2 separate regions of the Homo sapiens genome follow, and region 2 is linked to region 1. A link is a contact called in ENCODE Hi-C or POLR2A ChIA-PET data. All regions are on one chromosome and are shown on one strand. Each heading gives the region's core, a stretch centred on a gene start or an enhancer-like site at or near the end of the contact. The rest is flanking DNA. Distances are from core to core; before and after follow the strand shown. Region 1 holds the start of THEM4 (thioesterase superfamily member 4). Region 2 holds the start of ILF2 (interleukin enhancer binding factor 2).

What was found. A loop is a pair of places that touch in the nucleus more often than their neighbours do. ChIA-PET counts read pairs that join two places held with the same protein, here RNA polymerase II (POLR2A). Pooled maps may share reads with other maps.
Region 2: a pooled map shows a loop between it and region 1 (6-fold over the local background). The contact joins the promoter of ILF2 here to the promoter of THEM4 in region 1. A Hi-C loop is called at or near these places in 4 of 50 pooled maps. POLR2A ChIA-PET finds 5 or more read pairs at or near these places in 2 of 52 experiments (GM10248 and H1).

Annotation. Positions count from the first base shown.
Region 1 is chr1:151,907,285-151,912,786 of GRCh38, reverse strand. THEM4 (thioesterase superfamily member 4) reads left to right here and starts at 3,276. Exons shown (of 6, transcript NM_053055.5): 1 at 3,276-3,427. The coding sequence starts at 3,329. RefSeq lists enhancers at 2,304-2,891, 2,880-2,999 and a silencer at 3,240-3,549.
Region 2 is chr1:153,669,506-153,674,953 of GRCh38, reverse strand. ILF2 (interleukin enhancer binding factor 2) reads left to right here and starts at 3,961. Exons shown (of 14, transcript NM_004515.4): 1 at 3,961-4,036; 2 at 4,724-4,783; 3 at 5,076-5,118. The coding sequence starts at 4,032. TRX-CAT1-1 (tRNA-iMet (anticodon CAT) 1-1) reads right to left here and starts at 3,704; the gene lies at 3,633-3,704. RefSeq lists enhancers at 2,692-2,741, 2,752-2,831, 3,382-3,521 and a silencer at 3,562-3,941.

The sequences.
Region 1 (5,502 bases), core at 2,027-4,526:
GAGACGGAGTCTCATTCTGTCACCCAGGCTGGAGTGCAGTGGTGCAATCCTGGCTCACTGCAACTTCCGCCTCCCGGGTTCAAGCAATTCTCCTGCCTCAGCCTCCCGAGTAGCCGGGATTACAGGTGCACGCCACCATGCCCAGCTAATTTTTGTATTTTTAGTAAAGACGGGGTTTCATCATGTTGGTCAGGCTGGTCTCGAACTCCTGACCTTGTGATCCGCCTGCCACAGCCTCCTAAAGTGTTGGGATTACAGGCATGAGCCACTGCCTCTGGCTTTTTTTTTTTTTTTTTTTTTGAGATGGAGTTTCGTTCTTGTTGCCCAGGCTGGAGTACAATGGCGCGATCTCGGCTCTCTGCAACCTCCACCTGACAGGTTCAAGCGATTCTCCTGCCTCAGCCTCTCAAGTAGCTGGGATTACAGGCATGCGCCACCACACCTGGCTAACTTTTTTTTTTTTTTTTTTTTTGAGACTCAGTCTTACTCTGTCGCCCAGGCTGGAGTGCAGTGGCGCGATCTTGGCTCACTGCAAGCTCCGCCTCCCACGTTCACGCCATTCTCCTGCCTCAGACTCCCGAGTAGCTGGGACTACAGGCGCCCGCCACCACGCCCGGTTAATTTTTGGTATTTTTAGTAGAGACAGGGTTTCACCGTGTTAGCCAGGACGGTCTCAATCTTCTGACCTCGTGATCTGCCCGCTGCAGCCTCACAAAGTGCTGGGATTATAGGAGTGAGCCACTGCGCCCGGCCTTAATTTTTGTATTTTTAGCAGAGACGGGGTTTCACCATGTTGGCCTGGCTGGTCTCAAACTCCTGACCTCAGGTGATCCACCCACCTCAGCCTCCCAAAGTGCTGGAATTACAGGTATGAGCCACGGTGCCCATCCTATGGCAACTACACCTCAATAAAGCTGTCTACAAAATTAAAGAATGGTGAGAAGACTATTAAGTTTCATACCATTGGCTTATTCGAAGCCTAGTTCTATCAAGATTGAACATTTGTTCCTTGCCTAAACCATACAAGCTTCAAACTCCTTCACTTCCATAGCCTATCAATCCTATTTCTAGACTGTAACCTGCCCTTCCTCTTCCAAATCTGACCAGACATTTTATATGTGCTGTCAACACGAATATCCCAGAGTAAGCCATGCAAGAGTGTGGATGACTTAACTAAATGCACTGCCGCTACTTGAAAAATTTAGAGTTAAAATTTAATGAAGTTTAAACTCAGTGTAACTGACCTCTAATTGCCCTAAGTCTAAGGTCTTTTAAGAAGCTGATAGGTGCCGAGTGCAGTGGCTCATGCTGGTAATCCCAGCACTTTGGGAGGCAGGCAGATCACTTGAGGTCAGGAGTTCAAGACCAGCCTGGCCAACAGGGTGAAACCCCGTCTCTACCAAAAATATAAAAATTAGCCAGATGTGGTGGCACGCGCCTGTAATCCCACCTACTCGGGAGGTTGAGGCAGGGAGAATCGCTTGAACCCTGGAGGCAGAGGTTGCAGTGAGCCAAGATCATGCCACTGCACTTCCAGCCTGGGCAACAGAGTGAGACTCCATCTCAAAAAAACAAAAGGAAGCTGTTAGGTGAGCTATTGGTACATTAATCATATAGACAATCTTAGCAGGGTTGAAGTCTATAGGTATTGATTGATTTGACTACACTGTAAATTGTAAATAGATGCAATTTTAAGTTACCTGAATAAACTTTTCTATTCATTAACAGTAGTCATCTCAATTTTAGAGATTTACGTTATGCTCGTGCCTCCATCTGCACGCACAACATGGGAAGACAACAGACACCAAAGATACTTTGGATTCTTGCTGCTAAGTAAGTATTCAAGCACTACGTGCACGTTGTTACAATTAATAAGGCAATCTGACCCCATCCCTGCCACCAGGAAACTGCAATACTATTAATATATTAAAAAGGAAGACAACTGAGATAAAGGGAATGTGGGAGGTTGGGGGGGGTGCTTAGGAGATATCAGAATACAACCTCTTAGAATTACAGAATCTCAACAACCATCCTTTATGCCTGATCTTCGGTTCAGTAGCTCTAGGATTCCAAGGGGCCCCTCCTAACTGCATTGCCTTCTCTCCCCAATTCCCTTTCTCTCAGAATGTTACACCTTCCCCCAGTTAATAGTGTAGGCTTAAAATGTATCTAGGTGTTCTTACCTACTGACAAACTGCTGGAGTTGTTCATGGGAAAGGAATCAAGGCAAAATATCTAATGCATTCAGGTCATTCGAGTTTTCTTTTTAATTTATTGCTTTTTTGAGATGGGGCATCAGTATGTTGCCCAGGCTGAAGTGCAATAGCAGTATCTCTGCGAGACTCTGTCTCAAAAAAAACCCATTAGAGTCTTCACCTTAGGATGGACTAGGGCTATGGCATACTGGTAAGCATTTAAAAATAAAGGGGTATGATGGCCCGGATTTGCATTATCTGAGTAATGGGAATACTCCAACCCAGTCCGATTTCAAGGTCCCAGTGAGGTTACTGAATTCGAAGCTCAGAAGGTATGCGCCTAGTATTCCCACCATACGAATACAAGCGAGGTAAGTAACCTCAAAAGCATCGATAACAGTAAAATAGTTACAATACCTGTTACGCCTTTAGTATCCATTACCTTCGTTTAATTTAACTGTCAGTTTACATAACAAAAGAGTCTTTTAAGGCGTAAGCGCGCTCCTGGGGAGGGTATGGGGCTGTTGGCAGGGAAAGCAGCTTTTCGATCGTATAAATGCTCTTTGTGCCCAGACTGCCCTCTATAAATCAGCACTATCAACCCTGTCCAGAGACTTGCCCATGACCTCCAAGAAAACACTTTATTCATACTACTCCTAGCGTGCGCTCCTACCCGCCCCAGGGACTTCAGTCTTCCGGGGGAGGGATAACTACTTGGGGACACGGAGCACTGCGTACGCCCTGGGTCATGTGGGAAGGATGACCGCAAAGCCTCCAGTCGGCGCGCGGGTTCCGGGGCTGAGGGGCTGAGGGGCCCAAGGCGATAACCGGGATCCGCTCCGGCCGCGCTCCTCTTGCCTTTGAGAAGCCCCGGAAGTGGCCCGGCTGTTGGCCGCAGCGGGAGGTCTTCGGAAAGAAAAGGCCGGAACCAGAAGATAGACTCAACAGCGATGCCCTACCCGGACCCCGCCGGCCTCACACCCCGGCCAGCCAGCCGCCAGTAGTGCGCACCGCCTCCTCCCCAAGCCCCGCCCTGCGTCCACCCCAGGGGTTAACTCGCACGCGCGCTCTTGTGGCGGAGGTAGAGTGCGCCGTCCAGGGCTAGAGCAAGCGCGGCCCCGCGGCCCGGAGCCATGCTGAGGAGCTGCGCCGCGCGCCTCCGCACGCTGGGGGCTCTGTGCCTGCCGCCAGTAGGCCGGCGCCTGCCGGGAAGCGAGCCGCGACCCGAGCTGGTGAGTCTGGGCACCCTCGGGCATGGGGCGGGAGCAGGACTCAGAAACACGCCTGCGGTAACAGAGCCTTCGATTGTTATCCATACCCCAACCAGCCAATCTCAGAATAAAAGCTCACCTGGGCACCACAGGGCAGCATAAGCAACAGGGGCCTAGGAATACAGTCCTGAGATTCAAACCGTTAGAAAAGGGATGGAAAGGTGACCCCGTTTTTTTGTTTTTTAAGAGACAGGGTCGGCAGGGCGCTACCTGAACTGCATAATTTAGTCTGTCTATTTATATTTTGACAACATCTGTATTTTACCAATAATATTTGAGGCTGTTTTTATTTTTCAAAGATTAAAGTGACGTGAACTAAAAGATACCACAGCTTTTATCTTCCCTTTAAAAAAATATTTGATCCAAACGCTTATCTTCCTTTAGGTCAATTAATTAGAGATCTTTTTATAGACATCACACACAACACATATATAACTACACAGACAGGCAGAAGAAAACCCAGTTGCCATAAGATCTTTCATCACAGGGAGAGGGATCTATCTGCTTTTAATTCCTGGGGTTCCATGAGGAAAACAGAGATCGCCCCTCTTATGCAGGCATTAAAAGTGGCAAGGCAAAATGGAGAAAAATAACTCAGTCGACCGCAAAGAAACACTTTTTCCAGCAAAATAAGGTCCAAGAAAAGGAAAACATAAAGGCCTTATAAATATAATTACAACTTAGATATCTACTTTTAATTAAGCTGAGCACTCCTTAAGAAAATTCTTTTAACACCCTTATTATCTAACTTTAGCTCCACCAAGCGGCCAATATTTCTGGCTTTCAAACTTTACTTAAAGGCTCAGAGAAAGGAAAATCCAAGGTGGTTGGTGGAGGGCAGGGGAATCGACAAATAGCGAAAGGGCATACAGATACCAAACCAGAAAGGACTCATTCCCTAAGCCAGGATGAATCTGGGCCATGCCGGGCTAAACGAAGCTATGCAATGGGGTTACAGGCCACGCCCCCAAGGACGTAAAACAAGATGGAGGCCTGCAGCGAAGTTTGCTGTGGAGCATACAGAAAGACATGCAAAACACACAGATTGGCTACAGCTTACGACTTACCTCACAAATCCTTTCGCACAAAACTTTACAGAAAATATAAACGGTAATCCTCATCATTCCCAAAAGAGCAAAACGTCTTCCAAAAGGAAAAGAAAAACCTCCTTTAAAAGTATACTGCTGATGGGTTGGAGAGGAGATAAGGATGCCTGGGGGAAGAACCTCTTATTCCTATGCAAATGGTTCCTCCACCAGAGAGAGGAGCTTAATTGCTGTGGGACAGAGCTAGACTCCCTGGAATGGGGAGGGGGAGACTGCAGGCACCTGGTAGGGAACGCCAGCCAGCCATGCCGGCGCCTTGGAGCCTGGGCAGTGGCTGTGGCTCATTTATGCCCTGTGTGGCTACTGGACACCACACACACATGCTGCAGACACCACCATGCACCCCAGCCAGTAAAGAAGTGGGGCCAGGGAGCTACCCCACCCAACTGTCTTGTGAGTGCACTGGTGACCATTGGGGTGGGTGTGGACCACCTCCAGTATCGTAAAAAGAAAAATAGGTGCCGTTGCTGTCCCCCCAAAAAGAAGAGGAATGCCATAAGACCAAAAGGCTCAGAAATGAAAGTGAGAGGTTTTGAGTCCCCATTTCACTCATCCTTCTGTTGCAGGAATGAAGGAGGACTGGAGAGGCCATGGGGTGAGACAGGAGAACTTTATTGAGTGCACTCAGACCCAGCGGACTAACATCCAAAAGCTGGGCCCAGAACAAAGACAGCACTTGACTTTAATACACACTTTTAAAAGGGGGTGGGCTAGCTTGAAACAAGCTTACAGTGGCGTGAAGCATAGTGGCGTGAAAGCAAGGATACAGAGGCAGCACAAAGGCAATTAATTCATCAAATTGTGACAGGTGCATAATTCAGGATTACATACTGTGTCGGAATTGATGGGTTCTTGGTCTCACTGACTTCAAGAAAGAAGCCACGGACCCTCGTGGTGAGTGTTATAGTTCTTAAAGGCGGCATGTCCGGC
Region 2 (5,448 bases), core at 2,712-5,211, 1.8 Mb before region 1:
TCCAGCCTGGGCAACAGAGCAAGACCCTGTCTCAAAAAAAACAATAAATAAATAAATAAATAAATAATAATAAAAGAACTAATAAGATAGTGAGGCCAGGCACAGTGGCTTACGCCTATAGTCCTAGCACGTTGGGAGGCCAAGGCAGGTGGATCACCTAAGGTCAGGAGTTCGAGACCAGCCTGGCCAACGTGGCAAAACCCCGTCTCTACTAAAAATACAAAAATTAGCCGGGCGTGGTGGCAGGTGCCTGTAATCCCAGCTACTTGGGAGGCGGAGGCAGAATTGCTTGAACACAGGAGGCGGAGGTTGCAATGAGCTGAGATCGTACCATTTCACTCCATTTCGAGCAAAACTTCATCTCAAAAAATAATAATAATTAAAAAAATAAGATAGTGAGAAATTATTGGTGTGACAGCATGAAAGTACAGGAAAGTAGAGAAGTAAGCCCAGCAGTAGGGCTGATTTTACCCTGGGGTCATTTGCTGATTTGGAATTAGTGGCAGAAAATAGGTTGTGTGGGGCCGGTGAAGTCCAGGCCGGGTGTGGTGGCTCACACCTGTAATCCCAGCACTTTAGGAGGCCAAGGCGGGAGGATGGCTTGAGCTTAGGAGTTTCAGACCAGCCTGGGCAACAGAGCGAGACCCCATTTCAATTTTTTTAAATTAAAAAAAAGAAAAAGGGCCAGGCACGGTCGCTCATGCCTGTAACCCCAGCACTTTGGGAGGCTGAGATGGATGGATCATGAGATCAGGAGTTCAAGTCCAGCCTGCACAAGATGGTGAGACCCCCCATCTCTACTAAAAATACAAACATTAGCCAGGCGTGGTGGTGCATGCCTGTAAGCCCAGCTACTCGGGAGGCTGAGGCAGGAGAATCACTTGAACCCAGGAGGCAGAGGTTGTAGTGAGCCGAGATTGCGCCACTGCACTCCAGCCTGGGCAATAGGGGGAAACTCACTCTCAAAAAAAAAAAAAAAAAAAGGAGTCCAAATGTCCCCAAAGGTGATAACCTTGGTAAACCACCTTCGTGTTTTGGGCTAGGATCTCAAAAGGCTGCACTCCTAGGGGCAACCTGGGAGTAGAATAAATAGAAAATCTAAGGTCCTGCTTGGTGCCTCACATCTGTAATCCCAGAACTTTGGGAGGCTGAGGTGAGGATCACTAGAGCCCAGGAGTTGGAGACCAGCTTAGGCAACATAGTGAGACCTTATCTCTACCAAAAATTAAAAAATTAGTTGGGTGTGGTGACATATGCCTATAGTCCGAGCTACTCTGGAGGTTGACACAGGAGGATCGCTTGAGCCCAAGAGGTTGAGGCTTCAGTGAGCTGTGTTTATGCCACTGAACTCCAGCCTGGGCAACAGGAGTGAGACCCTGTCTCAAAAATAATAATAATACAGACCCAAAATATTAAAAGACCAAAATTAAGAACCAAATGATAGATTTAATACTATGTTAGACTAAACTGAGGAGCAAGTAATAAATTGGAAGAAAGGACAGCAGAAACTACCTAAAATGAAGAATGGATAAAAAGGAATGAAAAGCATAAAAAGAGAGGGTAAAAGGCCTTTGCAGTGGCTCATGCCTGTAATCCCAGCACTTTGGGAGGCCGAGGTGGGTGGATCACCTGAGGTTGGGAGTTCGAAACTAGCTTGAGCAACATGGAGAAACCCTGTCTCTACTAAAAATACAAAATTATCCAGGCATGGTGGTGCATGCCTGTAATCCCAGCTACTCGGGAGGCTGAGGCAGGAGAATCACTTGGACCTGGGAGGCAGAGTTTGTGAGCCAAGATCACGCATTGCACTCCAGCCTGGGCAACAAGAGCGAAACTCTGTCTCAAAAAAAACAAAAACAAAAACAAAAACAAAAACAAAAACAAAAACAAAACAAAGACTAGCCTTGACAACATATAAAGTACCCCATCTCTACAAAAATAAATAAATAAGTAAGCCCGGGGCCAAAGGAGGTGGCTCACACCTGTAATCCCAGCACTTTAGGAGACAGAGGCAGGAGGATCACCTGAGGTCAGGAGTTTGAGACCAGTCTGGCCAACATGGTGAAACCCCATGTCTACTAAAAATACAAAAATTAGCTGGGCAGGGCCGGGCATGGTGGCTCACGTCTGTAATCCCAGCACTTTGGGAGGCCGAGGCGGGCAGATCACTAGATCAAGAGATGGTGACCATCCTCGCTAACACCGCGAAACCCCGTCTCTACTAAAAATACAAAAAAAAAAAAATTAGCTGGGCGTGGTGGCGGGCGCCTGTAGTCCCAGCTACTCGGGAGGCTGAGGCAGGAGAATCGCTTGAACCGGGGAGGCGGAGGTTGCAGTGAGCTGAAATAGCGCCACTGCACTGCAGCCTGGGAGACTCCATCTCAAAAAAAAAAATAAAATTAGCTCGGAGTGGTGTGGCCTGTGCCTTTGAGTAGTCCCAACTACTAGGGAGGCCGAAATGGGAGAGTCTCTTGAGGCCAGGAGGTTGAGGCTGCAGTGAGCTATGATGGTGCACCACTGCACTCCAGCCTGGGCAACAGAGTGAGACCCTGTGTCTAAATAAAATGAAATAATAGAAGAGAGGGTAAGAGACAAAGAGATTACTGGGGGAAAAGTCTAACCCGTCTTTATTTGGAGTTCAGGAACGAGGGAAATAATAGGTAAAACTAATACTTGAAGAGATAATAGCTGATAAATTTAATAAATGGACGACAAACCTGAAGCCATTGATTCAAGAAGCTCAACAAACCTCAAGTAAGATTTTTTTTTTTTTAAACGGAGTCTCCCTCTATCGCCCAGGCTGGGGTGCAGTGGCGCCATCTCAGCTCACTGCAACCTCCGCCTCCCGGATTCAAGAGATTCTCCTGCCTCAGCCTCCTGAGTAACTGGAATTACAGGCGCCCGCCAGCACGCCGGCTAATTTTTGTATTTTTAGTAGAGACGGAGTTTCACCATGTTGGCCAGGCTGATCTCGAACTCCTGACCTCGGGTGATCCACCCGTCTCGGCCTCCCACAGTGCTGGGTGGCCACAAGCCACCGCACTCGGTCCGCTTTTTGTTTGCTTGTTTTTTAAAAATTAATAATATTTATTTTAATCTGGATGGTGGTTACGTGGCCAGAATACGTTTAGACTTAAGATGTTTACGTTCTGCTGTAGTAAATTAAATATCGAAAAAGTACTTATGGAAGGGAGGTAGGTGAGGGATAAAAGTCTACAAGTTGGGTTCAGTGTATACTGCTCGGGTGATGAGTGCACCAAAATCTCACAAATCACCACTAAAGAATTTATGTAACCAAGCTGGGCGCTGTGGCTCACGCCGGTAATCCCAGCACTTTCGGAAGCTGAGGCGGGTGGATCACCTGTTTCCATGGACATGGAAAACCATGTTTTCCACACTAATTCAATCAATATACTCCTCTCCTATCTAAAACCTGTTTCTCCTGCTTCGAGTTTGTAGACGTGCAGTGTTCATAGTTGCCTAAACTCCCTTTTCCCCATCAACTTCAACTGCTAGTGGCAAAAATAGCTGATATTGGTTGCATTTTTGAGGTAGGAAAATTGGCAAGATATTTTCCTTCACTAAAGAAACGTAGATTACGTATGCCGTACAGGGCAATGAAAAAACTCCGATAGCAGAGGATGGTTTCGATCCATCGACCTCTGGGTTATGGGCCCAGCACGCTTCCGCTGCGCCACTCTGCTATCTAGAACTAAAATTTCTCATGATTGTTATAGAACACTACGTAGTCGTTGTCCTGACTTCTTTAGTGCCACCTAATGTCTGATCAAAAATTCGTCATTACTATAGAACCAGTTCTTATTGGCTAGTTCCTGACACAGTAGGCGTTTTTTATTGGTTCATAAGCCCGGTTTGACAAAGTAAGCCAATAGGCATAAGCGATGGGGTAAGGCGGGAGCCAATCGCACCGGGTTTTATTGGGACACGCCGGCAAGACGCCTCTTCAGTTGTCTGCTACTCAGAGGAAGGGGCGGTTGGTGCGGCCTCCATTGTTCGTGTTTTAAGGCGCCATGAGGTAAGTGGGTCGAAGCGGTCGAAAGGTTTCAGGTATTCGACGGAAAACTTTGTGAACGTGGGCCGAAAGAAGTCGGAGTATCAGAAAGGGCCATGTATCCGGGGGCTGGCCAAAAACCTGAGAACTCCTGGTCTAGGATAGTGGGAGAGATGGAGGCCGGTAGAGGCGGGGAAACTTGGGCCCGGGATGGGGTTCGGGCCCAGGAGTGGGGAGGGGGGTTCGACACCTTTGTCTCTGAAGGGTTGCGATGAGGGGGTGTCCTCAAGCCCCTGGAGGAGCTCCCCACCTTTCCCCCGCCCCCGTCATCCGGGCTGAGAATGCTGGAGCGAGCCGCATTCATCCTCAGTGCGAAGGCCTTGACATTAGGACACGCCCGATAAATGTGTACCTTAGTGAAGAAATGAGCAATCTTTAGCCTCCGAAGTATTAGGATTCGTGTGGCCCAGGATTATGGGTTATTAAGTGTAGGGCTCACTGAGCCCCATCATTACTTGATGGGGGTTGGATTAACTTAGAGGAGGTTATGGGGGTGTAACTGGGCACCATTTGGAATGGGGACAAGTGTAAGTGTGAGTGGGGTCTCTTGCCTACCGTTGGGAGGTTCCGAGGGATGAAAGTAGCCAACCTAAGATGATATGGCCGGTGGGTATTCCTTCAATGAGGTCAAAATAAAATCTGCATTTCTAGGGGTGACAGAGGCCGTGGTCGTGGTGGGCGCTTTGGTTCCAGAGGAGGCCCAGGAGGAGGGTGAGTACCAGCTTTTAGCATCTCTGCACTTGGTTGTTAGTTTCTGCTTGTCATCTAAATAGGAGTTTTAGAGTAGACTAATGTCACTTGGTTTTGCGAGAGCCAACTGTGGTCTTTTCCTGCACTCCTGTTAAATGAATTTGGCCCCACTATGCTAAGAATGATTCTTTCCCTCCCCGGAGACTTTGTCACTCATTCTGAGGACTGACATGTTTTCAAAATTGTTGGCGTGTTATTTACATCTCGCTTGATTCCTACCTAGGGAATAATTTGGCTGTTTTTCATGTTTTAGGTTCAGGCCCTTTGTACCACATATCCCATTTGACTTCTATTTGGTGAGTACCTTGGGTTAATGATACACATTTTCTGGTCACTGTTGAAATGGAGCCCAGTATCTCCCAGTTAATGAAGTTAGATGGTGGTTGAAGAGGGCAGACACAGTGCCTCACGCCTGTAATCTCAGCACTTTGGGAGGCCGAGGCAGATGGATTACCTGAAGGTCAGGAGTTTGAGACTAGCCTGGCCAATATGGTGAAACCCCGTCTCTACTAAAAATAAAAAAGTTGGCTGGGCATGTGTCTAATCCCAGCTACTTGGGAGGCTGAAGCAGGAGAATTGCTTGAACCCGGGACGCGGAGGTTGCAGTGAACCAAGATGGCACCACT